Linked DNA regions of Homo sapiens: region 2 is linked to region 1. A link is an interaction called in ENCODE POLR2A ChIA-PET data of the cell type or tissue named here. Cell type or tissue: PC-9. All regions are shown on one strand. Each heading gives the region's core, and the rest is flanking DNA. Links, peaks and the distances in the headings are about the cores only.

Region 1 (5,381 bases), core at 188-5,187:
CTATGGTGGTGACCGTAAAGATAGAGAAATGTAGACAGATTCAAGAGATACTTAGAAAATATATGTGTTACAGCTTAGTAATATGGCTTCTTAATTGGGAATTGTCAATTATTTGCTAGCCTATGTAAAATACCCTCTATACAAAAGAATTTAGAAAGGTGTCATAGTGGATAAGAACTTAGGCTGTGATTCAGACAGAGATCATCATTTACTAGCCGGGTGACCTCAGACAATTCAGCTAACCACTCTGTGAAATAGGGATAATAATGTGTAACTCATAGGATTGCTATGAGGATTAAAGAAATAATATGTGTATAAACTCTGTTTATGTATGTGTGTATGTCTGGCATATAGTAAGCATTTTAAAATGTCAGCTATTTTTAATATTGATCTATAAACATTAGTCTGATTAAAATGGAAAAAGCTTACGTGTGCCCCATAATAATCTCTTCCCTGGCTTAACTGAGCTAGTTATCACAATGTAATTGTGTGTTATACCTTTTACAACTTTCAAACCATATCGCATTCATTCTTCAAAACCTCACAACAAAACTCAATTCCTCCCTGATTTATTTATTTTTAACTTTTTTTTTTTCCAAGACGGGGTCTTGCTCTATCACCCAGGCTGGAGTGCAGTAGTGCAATCTCGGCTCACTGCAGCCTCTGCCTCCCGGGTTTAAGCAATTCTCCTACCTCAGTCTCCTGAGTAGCTGGGATTACAGGGGCGTGCCATTATGCCTGGCTAATTTTTGCATTTTTAGTAGAGACAGGGTTTTACCATATTGGTCAGGCTGCTCTTGAACTACTAACCTCAGGTGATCCACCTGCCTTGGCCTTCCAAAGTGCTGGGATTATAGGCATTGCCACCATGCCCAGCCTCCCCCGATTGATTGATTGATTGATTTTATTTTTTTGATACGGAGTTTCATTCTTGTTGCCCAGGCTGGAGTGCAATTGCACGATCTCAGCTCACCGCAACCTCCGCCTCCCTGGTTCAAGCGATTCTCCTGCCGCAACCTCCCTAGTAGCTGGGATTATAGGCATGCGCCACCATACCCAGCTAATTCTGTATTTTTAGTAGAGACAGGGTTTCTCCAGGTTGGTCAGGCTGGTCTTAAACTCCCGACTTCAGGTGATCCACCGGCCTCGGCCTCCCAAAGTGGTGGGATTACAGGCGTGAGCCACCGCGCCTGACCCCCCGATTTATTTTTAAACCCATCCCACTGGTCACTCTGCTCAATTTGGTAATTTGTTAGCATTTCTAAATTTAGATCCCTAAGGCTATAATTAGTTTTAGCTTGTCTGTGAGTCCTTTTGTATTTGTTTTTCGTGCATACTTACCTAGCTTCCCTACCTTCAGATGACAAAGTTCTTTCTCTGAGGAAAAAATTGTGGGAACTTCTTTATATGCTTCTGCTCCTAAGGCGTGTGGCATTCAATGAATAGCGTTATTTCCCTACCCTTTTAGGGACTTTTTGTTTTTCAATGTTTTTTTCTTCTACATCTGTGTTCTGCCTTTACCTGAATGCTTCCTGAATGGCAAACAGATTTCTTTTTTAATTGACACAAGCGAAGAGTAGAAGAATAAAGAGAAGAAGGTAGGATTTTTTTTTTTTTAATTTTTTTTTTTGAGACGGAGTCTTGCTCTGTCGCCCAGGCTGCAGTGCAGTGGAGCGATCTTGGCTCACTGCAAGCTCCGCCTTCCGGGTTCACTCCATTCTCCTGCCTCAGCCTCCCCAGTAGCTGGGACTACAGGCGTCCGCCACCATGCCTGGCTAATTTTTTTGTATTTTTAGTAGAGACGGGGTTTCACTCTGTTAGCCAGGATGGTCTCCATTTCCTGACCTCGTGATCTGTCCACCTCGGCCTTCCAAAGTGCTGGGATTACAGGCGTGAGCCACCGCGCCCGGCTCGAAGGTAGGATTTTTTAGGACTTACAGGTTTAGCTGATGCTGGGGTCGCTCTGCATGCAACTTCAGACAAAGCTAATGGGTCAGCAGAGGTAGGCAGGGTCAGGGTGGTGGTTGCATTCACGGGCTTTGGAGTCAGGTGCCTGGGTTTGCGTTGATGCTGTGTCCCAGGCTAGCTCTATGGCTTTAAGCAAGTTCTTTCAACCCTCGGACCTCTGGGTTATCATGGGACCCACGAGATAATGATAATACCTACCTCTTAGGCTTGCTATGAGAATAAAAGGAGCTAAGCCAAGATGATTAGCCCAATGCCTAGAATGTGGTAAGTGTTCAGGAAATATTAAGCTGGAAGGAAGGAAGGAAGGAAGGAAGGAAGGGAGGGAGGGAGGGAGGGAGGGAAGGAGGGAGGGAGGGAAAGGAGAAAGGGAGGGAGGAAGAGAGGGAGGGAAGAAGGGAAAGGTTAAAACTACTGGAATCCAGTTTGGTCAGTTAATTAATGAAAATTCTAAATCTGATTGACATGAGCTAGGAACAAGAACAAGTAGCCATGATAATTAGAGAAACTGCCTTTTTATTTAGATAAATGTAACCAAATTAAAGAAGTTGTACTTCTCTGGTGCCAAATTTTTGAGAAATCCCTGTTTTCTAGATTTCTTCTAAAGTGGTATATTCGTAACTCCCAGAAATTAAAAATCACTAACTCATGCTATACTACTCCAGACTTAGAACCCACAAGATTCAGCCTGCCATCTCATCAACATTCCACAGAGGATGAAAGGCTGTGTCATGGGCTCATATGGGAAAGGTGACACCTGAATCATCAAAACACGGCTTGTGGTTTCTAAATAGCCAACCTACCCACCACTACTGTTAATGTCTCCACCATTAGCATCACCATTATGGAGCAGTCTAAAGGCTCTACAAGAGATGGAAGAAAAAAAGGAAAGAAGGGAAGGAGAAAGGGAAAGAGGGAGACAGGAAGGAAAAGGGGAAAAGAAGGAAGAAAAGAAGAGAGAAAAAGAAACAGGTAGGCTGGGTGCGGTGGCTCACGCCTGTAATCCCAGCACTTTGGGAGGCCGAAGCAGGTGGATCACCTGAGGTCAGGAGTTCGAGACCCGCCTGGCCAACATGGTGAAACCCTGTCTCTACAAAAAATACAAAAATTAGCCAAGCATGGGAGCACACACCTGTAATCTCGCTACTTGGGAGGCTGAGGCAGGAGAATCGCTTCAACCTGAGAGGTGGAGGTTGCAGTGAGCCGAGATCACGCCATTGCACTCCAGCCTGGGCAACGATAGCGAAACTCTGTCTAAAAATAAAATAAAATAAAATAAAGAAATAGGTAAAGACAGCCAATCATATATTATTGAGATTCCAACCTCACTGAGTTTTTTTAGAATTTATTTTTGTGCATTTCCAAAGTTTAAGATTCCTGCCTCTATTGTATCAATAAGATTAGACTGGTGTAAACTATATGAACTGGAGAAACAACCACGGTCATACCCTTTTTTTTCCTAGTAATTGGTCAGATCCCTAATATCTTATTAGCCAGAAGTCTAGTATCTTCCTCTACATCCTATTCCATATAGAGTCTGAGACTGTGAATTCTGGAGTGGGATTGCCTGACTTTGAATCATGAACCCCACCCCCATCCATAACTTGTCGTGTGACCTTGACCTGTCTGCACCTGTAGCATGGTGATAATCATGGTACTCATCTAGTAATCATCTCTAGTAAATAGATGATTATATTAGATTATCCATTAAATATTTATTAACCATCTTTTTTTTTTTTTTTGAGACAGGGTCTCACTCTGTCACCTAGGATGGTATGCAGTGGGATGATCATGGCTCACTGCAGTCCTGACCTCCCAGCCTCAAGCAATTCTCCCACTTTAGCCTCCCAAGTAGCTAGGACTACAGGTGCACACCACAATGCCCAGCTTGTTTTTTAATGTTTTATAGAAACAGGATCTTACTATGTTGCCCAGGCTGGTCTCAAACGTCTGGTCTCAAGTGATCCTCCCACCTCAGCCTCTCAAAGTGCTGGGATTCCAGGTGTGAGCCATTGTGCCTGGCCAAGCCTCCATTATGTCCTAGGGATTTCTTTCTCAGTGCTACAGATAAAACTCAACAAAGAAGGCCGGGCGCGGTGGCTCATGCCTGTAATCCCAGCACTTTGGGAGGCCGAGATGGGCAGATCACTGGAGGTCAGGAGTTCGAGACCAGCCTGGCCAACATGGTGAAACCCTGTCTCTACTAAAAATACAAAAATTAGCTGGGCATGGTGGTGCGTGCCTGTAATCCCAACTACTTGGGAGGCTGAGATAGGAGAATCACTTGAAGCCAGGAGGCGGAGGTTGCAGTGAGTACAGATTGCACCACTGTACTCCAGCCTGGGCAACAGAGAGAGACTGTCTAAAACAAAACAAAACAAAACAAAACAAAAAAACAAACTTAACAAAGAACACAAAATTCCTGACCTCATGAAAATTTATATTCTAGATGGGGTGGGGCAGAGAGAGCACAAATAAATGAAAAAAACATTTTATATAGTGAGATATGCTATAAAGAAGATAAACCAGGATGATGCAATAGAGAGTAACTAGGGGAGGGAAGTGAGGTGATGGTTTAGGTTGGATGGTCAAGGCCATCCCGAAGAGGTGATACTTGAGTTGAGAAAAAAAAGTCAGCCACACAAAGATGTATGTAAAAGAGTTCCAGGCAGGAGTACTAGCAAGTGCAAAGGCATGAAGTGGGAAAGAGCCTAATTTTTTTGTTTGTTTTTGTTTTTTTGAGGCCGGGTCTCACTCTGCTACCCAGGCTGGGGTGCAATGGTGTAGTCATGGCTCACTGCAGCCTTGATTTCCTGGTCTCAAGCAATCCTCTTGCCTCAGCCTCCTAAGTGAGCTTAAAATGTTTGAGAAACCAAATATACTTTTCTCCTCATACCTCTCTTTTCAAACATCCAGCCTCCGCTTCTCACATTCTACTGGATAGCTTCTTCATTCACTGACAGCATAGAAGAAATCAATATACAACTTTCATGACTTCCTTTTACTACAGCTACTATCACACCTCTATCCACTAATATGTGCTCTTTTTGTCACTTACAGTGAACAACAATTAGGGCTCCTATTAAGACCTATGCTCCATTGGTACATTAGACCCCATTGTCTTTTGCCCATTAAGAGCTTTTATTCCTCTAGTTTCTTATCTCACCTCTTGCATCATCAGATTTTTTCTCTCTAGATCATACTTGTCTGCATTCACACATATCTTCTAACCTAATGCAAGCAGACAAGCAAGCAAAACCAAACTGAACAAAATGCCAACAAACCCTATCCTTTGCCCTATCCCACAATACCCTTCCAGTACCGTCCAGTACCTTCATTGCTCTACTCCCCTTTACAGTAAAGCTGTTTAGGAGAACTACCATGCTTTCTCTAATTTGTCTTCTCCATTTTTCTCC
Region 2 (5,381 bases), core at 72-5,071, 120 kb before region 1:
TTCTGGATCATTGACATCAAAACACAATGATCATTTTGCATTCCCCAGGTCACTCTCTCTTCATGAGATTATTTCTGGTTTTGCCTGTCCTCACTCTAAATGATACAGAGCAGAGTCCCACAAGAAGAGGGATATGATCTCCAAAATGACCCCCACTTCCATCTCCTCTGCAGGAACAAAAGGGCTCAGAGAGCTGACATCTTCTTCCAGTGTTCCTTGCTGGTGTTTATCCGAAGTTCAAATGCAATTTCTTTTGGGGGGTAGATACACACCCACAGATGCAAACTAATTAGGCAAATGGGGTCACTGCTGGATGGACAAGAGCTGCAGCCTGATAAGGACTAAAAGGATGCCAGCCAAGGCCTAGGGAGAAAGGCAAAAGACATCTGCAGAGGCTGTTTTGTGCACTATGTGCATTTTGTGTTAATGCTCTTGGAATCAGTGCTAGCATGACCGACCGACTTAATGAGAGCCATTTTTGATGTCAGGGTTTGACTGCTATAGGTCACACATGTCCTGGAGGCTAGCACCATCCTAATGACCTTCCCATGAGAATCACAACTCCCTGACCATCCAAGAGGATTGTGAAGGCTATTTGCATTCAGGAGACCCTCACAAATAAGTAGAAAGGAAGCTTGAATCAAAATGTACAGAGGCAGCTAAAACAGGCCTGGAGGTCCAAAAAGGAATTCAAATAAATAGTGCCTTCAAAAGGTTGTACCCAGATTCCTGCAAGCCCCACCACCACCTTCTCTCCAATTCCATAAGAGATGTCTTATGTCTCTGTCAAGGAGAGGGTAGAGGACTGCATTGCACGAAGAGGACATGTCAGTCACAGCTTAGATAGCGCTAGCCTCCACGACAAGGAACAACAGTCAAACAGTCAGAAGGGGTGATACTGTTTTGAAGGGAAGGCTAATTTTAGATATCAGAACTACATTTCTAAATATTCTGTTCTGCACATTCTATTTATAAGCTGAATTCTTTTTTAAGCGTAAGTTGTTTTTAGATGTTGGCAAGTTTTGGAGCTTAGGACTTCTTTGTTATGGGGGCCTCCAACAGAGAACTAAAAGCATCAGTCAAGGACCAGCTATGTTCCCAGTCCACTAGAATGTCACAAGATCTGGAGAAGTAATTAATATAATAGCTGGGATGATGAGATTTGGAACTGGATCACCTGGATCTTTGTCACAGCTTTGTTACTAGCTATGTTTCCTTTGGCAAATAACTAAAGAAACTTGGAAAAGTGACACAACCCTAGACCTCGTTTTCTCATTTGTAAAATGAGGATCAGACTATGCACCTCCTAGTAGAGTTCTCAGCAGGATTTAGCAAGTTCAGGCATGTCCAGCTCTGAGTATGGTATTGGGTACATAGAATTGTTCAATAAGTGGTAGCTATTACCATTTATTGGATGTAGAGGCACAATTCAAAACAGAGTACAATAGCAAGCTAGGCTCTATCAGACAGAAGTGAGAGGAGAGAACAGTGAGAGTGTTTTAGTTGTTAAGAGAGCTTCGTGAAGAAGAAAGATTTTGAAAAATGAGCAGCACAGAGAAATGTGACATGAAAAGGGAAGTGCCTGGACTCTGGAGTCATATATCCCTGGGTTCAAATCCTGACCCCACTTGTCAGCTATCTGACCTTGAACCAAGTTAACAAACCTCTCTGAGCCTTTCTTTACTCATCAGAAAAGTGGGAACAATAATCAGCACTTCACACTGTGATTGGGAAAATCAAGTGACACGAGGCCAGATGTTGGTATGCAGAAAGGGACCCAGAAGTGGTAGCTGTTGGAGAAGTTTGCAGGATGACATGGGCTTGAAAGCAGGATGAGCAAGAAGAATGCTAAATATAAAAATAGAATCTCAGGCTGGGCATGGTGGCTCACGCCTGTAATTCCAGCACTTTGGGAGGCTGAGGCAGGCGGATCACAAGGTCAGGAGTTTGAGACCAGCCTGGCCAATATGGTGAAACCCCGTCTCTATTAAAAATACAAAAATTAGCCAGACGTGGTGGCGGGCACCTGTAGTCCCAGCTACTTGGGAGGCTGAGGCAGGGGAATCACTTGAACCCGGGAGGCAGAGGTTGCAGTGAGCCAACATTGCACCATTGCACTCCAGCCTGGCAACAGAGTGAGACTCCATCTTAAAAAAAAAAGAACAGAATCTCTTACTAGCTGCCATTCATTAGTTGTTGACTAAATGCAGGTACCTAGTGAATCCCTTAGAGGGTTTGTAACTACAGGGTTGCTAAGAGCCCAGTAGAGTCAGATGACCTGGATCCAAATACAGGCCCCGTGTTTCCCTGCTGTGTCATCATGGGCAAGTCATTTAACTTTTCCAACCTGTAGTTCCCTCCCTTGTAAAATGCAGGTATTAATTGTGCTTTCCTCAAGTGGTTTGGTGGGGATTAAGTGAGACAATGTAAATAGTCATTAGCACAGTGCCTAGCACAAGAAAATACTTTAATGTTTGCTACCATTATCATTATTTACATTCATTTTCTCATTTAATCTTCACAAGCCCCCCATGAGTTGTATTATTGTCCCCTTGTCCAGGGCAACCGTTAGCAAAGATGGGGCCAGCTCTGAAGGACAAGAAATCTCAGCTTCTTTGTTCTCTGACCTTTCAGATAAGCTGGTCAACGGTGCCAGGGTTGGGGCAATATGACAATTATTTTAAAATGCATTTTATGCCATAATCCTCGTCAGTCTTTTCTCATCTGGTGGTCCCCACGGCCTCACCACCTCATCTGCTGAAGGTTTCAGATTTAGGGCTGTGTGTACCCCAGAATGCAGCCAGCAAGCACATTAGTGTTGCCCCTCTGGGCACTTGCAGCTTCCCAAGGTTGACACAGTTTATGAAATGTCCATTCTGATTTGCAAATAGGTCTGACACGGACATGCTTCCAGCTGGCTGGTGATTTCGATAACAACCTCTCCTCCTTGGTGCCAATTAACAGAAATTAAATGTCCCTGGCACACTTTGTAATTCAGAAAATGCTGATTAAACCCCCGCTGGGCGTCCATTATGACCTATGGGCTCCAGGCAAGTGCTGCTCCCACTCCATCTCCATTTAAAGTCGCAGAATGTTTTCTTCCTGGGCAAAAATCAATGTCACTTCATTCACTTACTCATTTTTTTTTCAACGGATATCAACTGAGCATCTACTATGGGCTATGTGCCAGGTGTTGTTCCGTACAGTTGGGATACAGCAGTGAACAACACAGATAAGGTTCCTACCTGCAGGAAGTGGAGTAAATGGCAAAGAAGCAGGAGAATTTCTACATGTCAGATGTTATGAAAGAAACAAAGTGATGGGACAGAGAATGGCTGAGGGGCATGAGCTATATTACGTAGGGTGGCCAGGGAAGGTTCTCCAAAGGGATGACATTCGAGTTGAGACCCGAAGACTAAGAGGGAACCAGACACGCAGCATAGTGGGAATAGCAGGAACAAGCTCAACCTGTCCCCTGTCCATGAAACTCTCCATGGGGTAGGTTTCATTAACACTCTTTTTTTTTTTTTTTTTTTTTGAGACAGAGTCTCGCTCTGTCGCCCAGGCTGGAGTACAGAGGCGCGATCTTGGCTCACTGCAAGCTCCGCCTCCCGGGTTCACGCCATTCTCCTGCCTCAGCCTCCCGAGTAGCTGGGACTACAGGCGCCCAACACCACGCCCGGCTAATTTTTTGTATTTTTAGTAGAGACGGGGTTTCACCGCCATTAACACTTTTTCATTTATCAAACATTTTTTATCATACAATAAGTATTTGTTGAATGAACAATTGGAGAATAAATGAATCCCCTTTTATCCTGACAAGAAGGCCTGTCATAGGAAGGATGAACATAGGGAAGATGCCACTGGAGTTATTACAAGCGGAGAGGCAAATTACCGCCCTTTTCTCCACCGCGTTCCCCATCTCTACAACGAGGGACTTGGCTTAGGCACCAGCATTCAGGACTGTGAGATCTTAAGAACTCACCTTTCAGAGGAACTGGCCCTGGCAGTGCTTTAAAGCAGTAACTAGGCAGCAAACAATAAGCAAACTGACATCTAAAAAAAAAACAAAACAAAACAAAACAAAAAAACCAGCCAAAATGGTTGTTTGGAATTGTATACATGAAACATAAAATATAATTTCCTTCGTTATCATTAGGGTATAGTTATTGAATTTCTGCACCCACTTACTCATTCAGAAAATACTTATTACTAGTTGTGAGTCTCTTCTCTTCCTCCCTTCAGCCCTCTGCCCTCTCTCTCTCTCTCTCTCTCTCTGTTTCTGTCTCCCCCTCACTCCCCCAACCTTTCTCTGGCACAGCATTTCAAAGCCCAGGCTATAGATTTGGAACACCTGAGTTGTACCTAAAGTGTGACTTGCTGTGTGACTTTAGGTAAGTCACTTCACCTATCTAAGTCTCAGTTTTCTCATCTATATAAAGGGAATAATAATAGAAGACATCTCACAACACCATACAAAATAAACACTAAGGTATTATTATCTTTGTTACTATCCATTATTATCCTTTGATAGACAGGAATGTAAAGTTTAAAGAACTCAACTTAGGAAACTGAGACAGGTTTTTAGGGCATAAGAAACTCCAGTAACAAATGTGACAGCCACTGTTTAATGACCTGTTTCTACCTGTAGGATTTTCTATTCTTTGAGATAATTATGAAGCAGGATCACAAGAAATATCCTTCAGGAGGTCTTTTAATCTATAATAATAATTTTGAGCCAACAATTATAGAGCACCTGCTATGTGTCAGACACTATTCTATGTGCTTTACTTATATCAAACATCGACTTATTTAAAATTCCCACAAACAGATAAAATAAATACTATTACTACCCCCATGTTAATCGTAGAAACTAAGGCCTAGAGAGATTAAAAAACGTCCATGGGGTCACAAGGCTAGGAACTGTGGGGTTTGGAAATAAACCCAGGCAATCTGGCTCCAGTCTGTGGCTGCTAACTGCTTTCCACCTCAGTTAAGGTTGAGTGAAAGTACAGACAGAGTGGTTCATGCCTATAATCCTAGCACTTTGGGAGGCCAAGGCGGGTGGATCAACTGAAGTCAGGAGTTTGAGACCAGCCTGGCCAACATGGCAAAACCCCATCTCTACTAAAAATACAAAAATTAGCTGGGCATGGTAGTGGGCACCTGTAATCCCAGCTACCCGGGAGGCGGAGGTTGCAGTGAACCAAGGTGGCACCACTGTACTCCAGCCTTGGGCACAATGGCGAAATTCCATGTAAAAAAAAAAAAAAAAAAAAAAAAAAAAAGGATGAAAAAGCTATCTCCAGACATCAGGGGGTTTTGGTGATGTTTTTGTTTTTGTTTTTTACTTCAAATAGACTTGGTTTCTGAGTGCTCAG

What was found. Peaks named below come from ENCODE experiments on the same cell type or tissue, not always from the same donor. Only the 100,000 strongest peaks of a DNase experiment are listed, where the experiment ranks them.
Region 2: POLR2A ChIA-PET joins it to region 1 with 9 read pairs; 5 of 35 experiments call an interaction of 5 or more read pairs at or near these places.

The regions. Positions count from the first base shown.
Region 1 is chr5:146,188,330-146,193,710 of GRCh38, forward strand. No RefSeq gene overlaps it. Among named protein-coding and RNA genes, the nearest start is that of LARS1, 8.4 kb to the left of the region's middle. In PC-9, for the core only: no CTCF peak of the experiment used is centred there; DNase peaks (open chromatin) are centred at 222 and 2,712; H3K27ac peaks cover 719 bases.
Region 2 is chr5:146,070,520-146,075,900 of GRCh38, forward strand. It overlaps a transcript of SH3RF2 not described here. Among named protein-coding and RNA genes, the nearest start is that of PLAC8L1, 32 kb to the right of the region's middle. RefSeq lists enhancers at 2,168-3,122, 3,123-4,075, 3,767-3,936. In PC-9, for the core only: no CTCF peak of the experiment used is centred there; no DNase peak of the experiment used is centred there.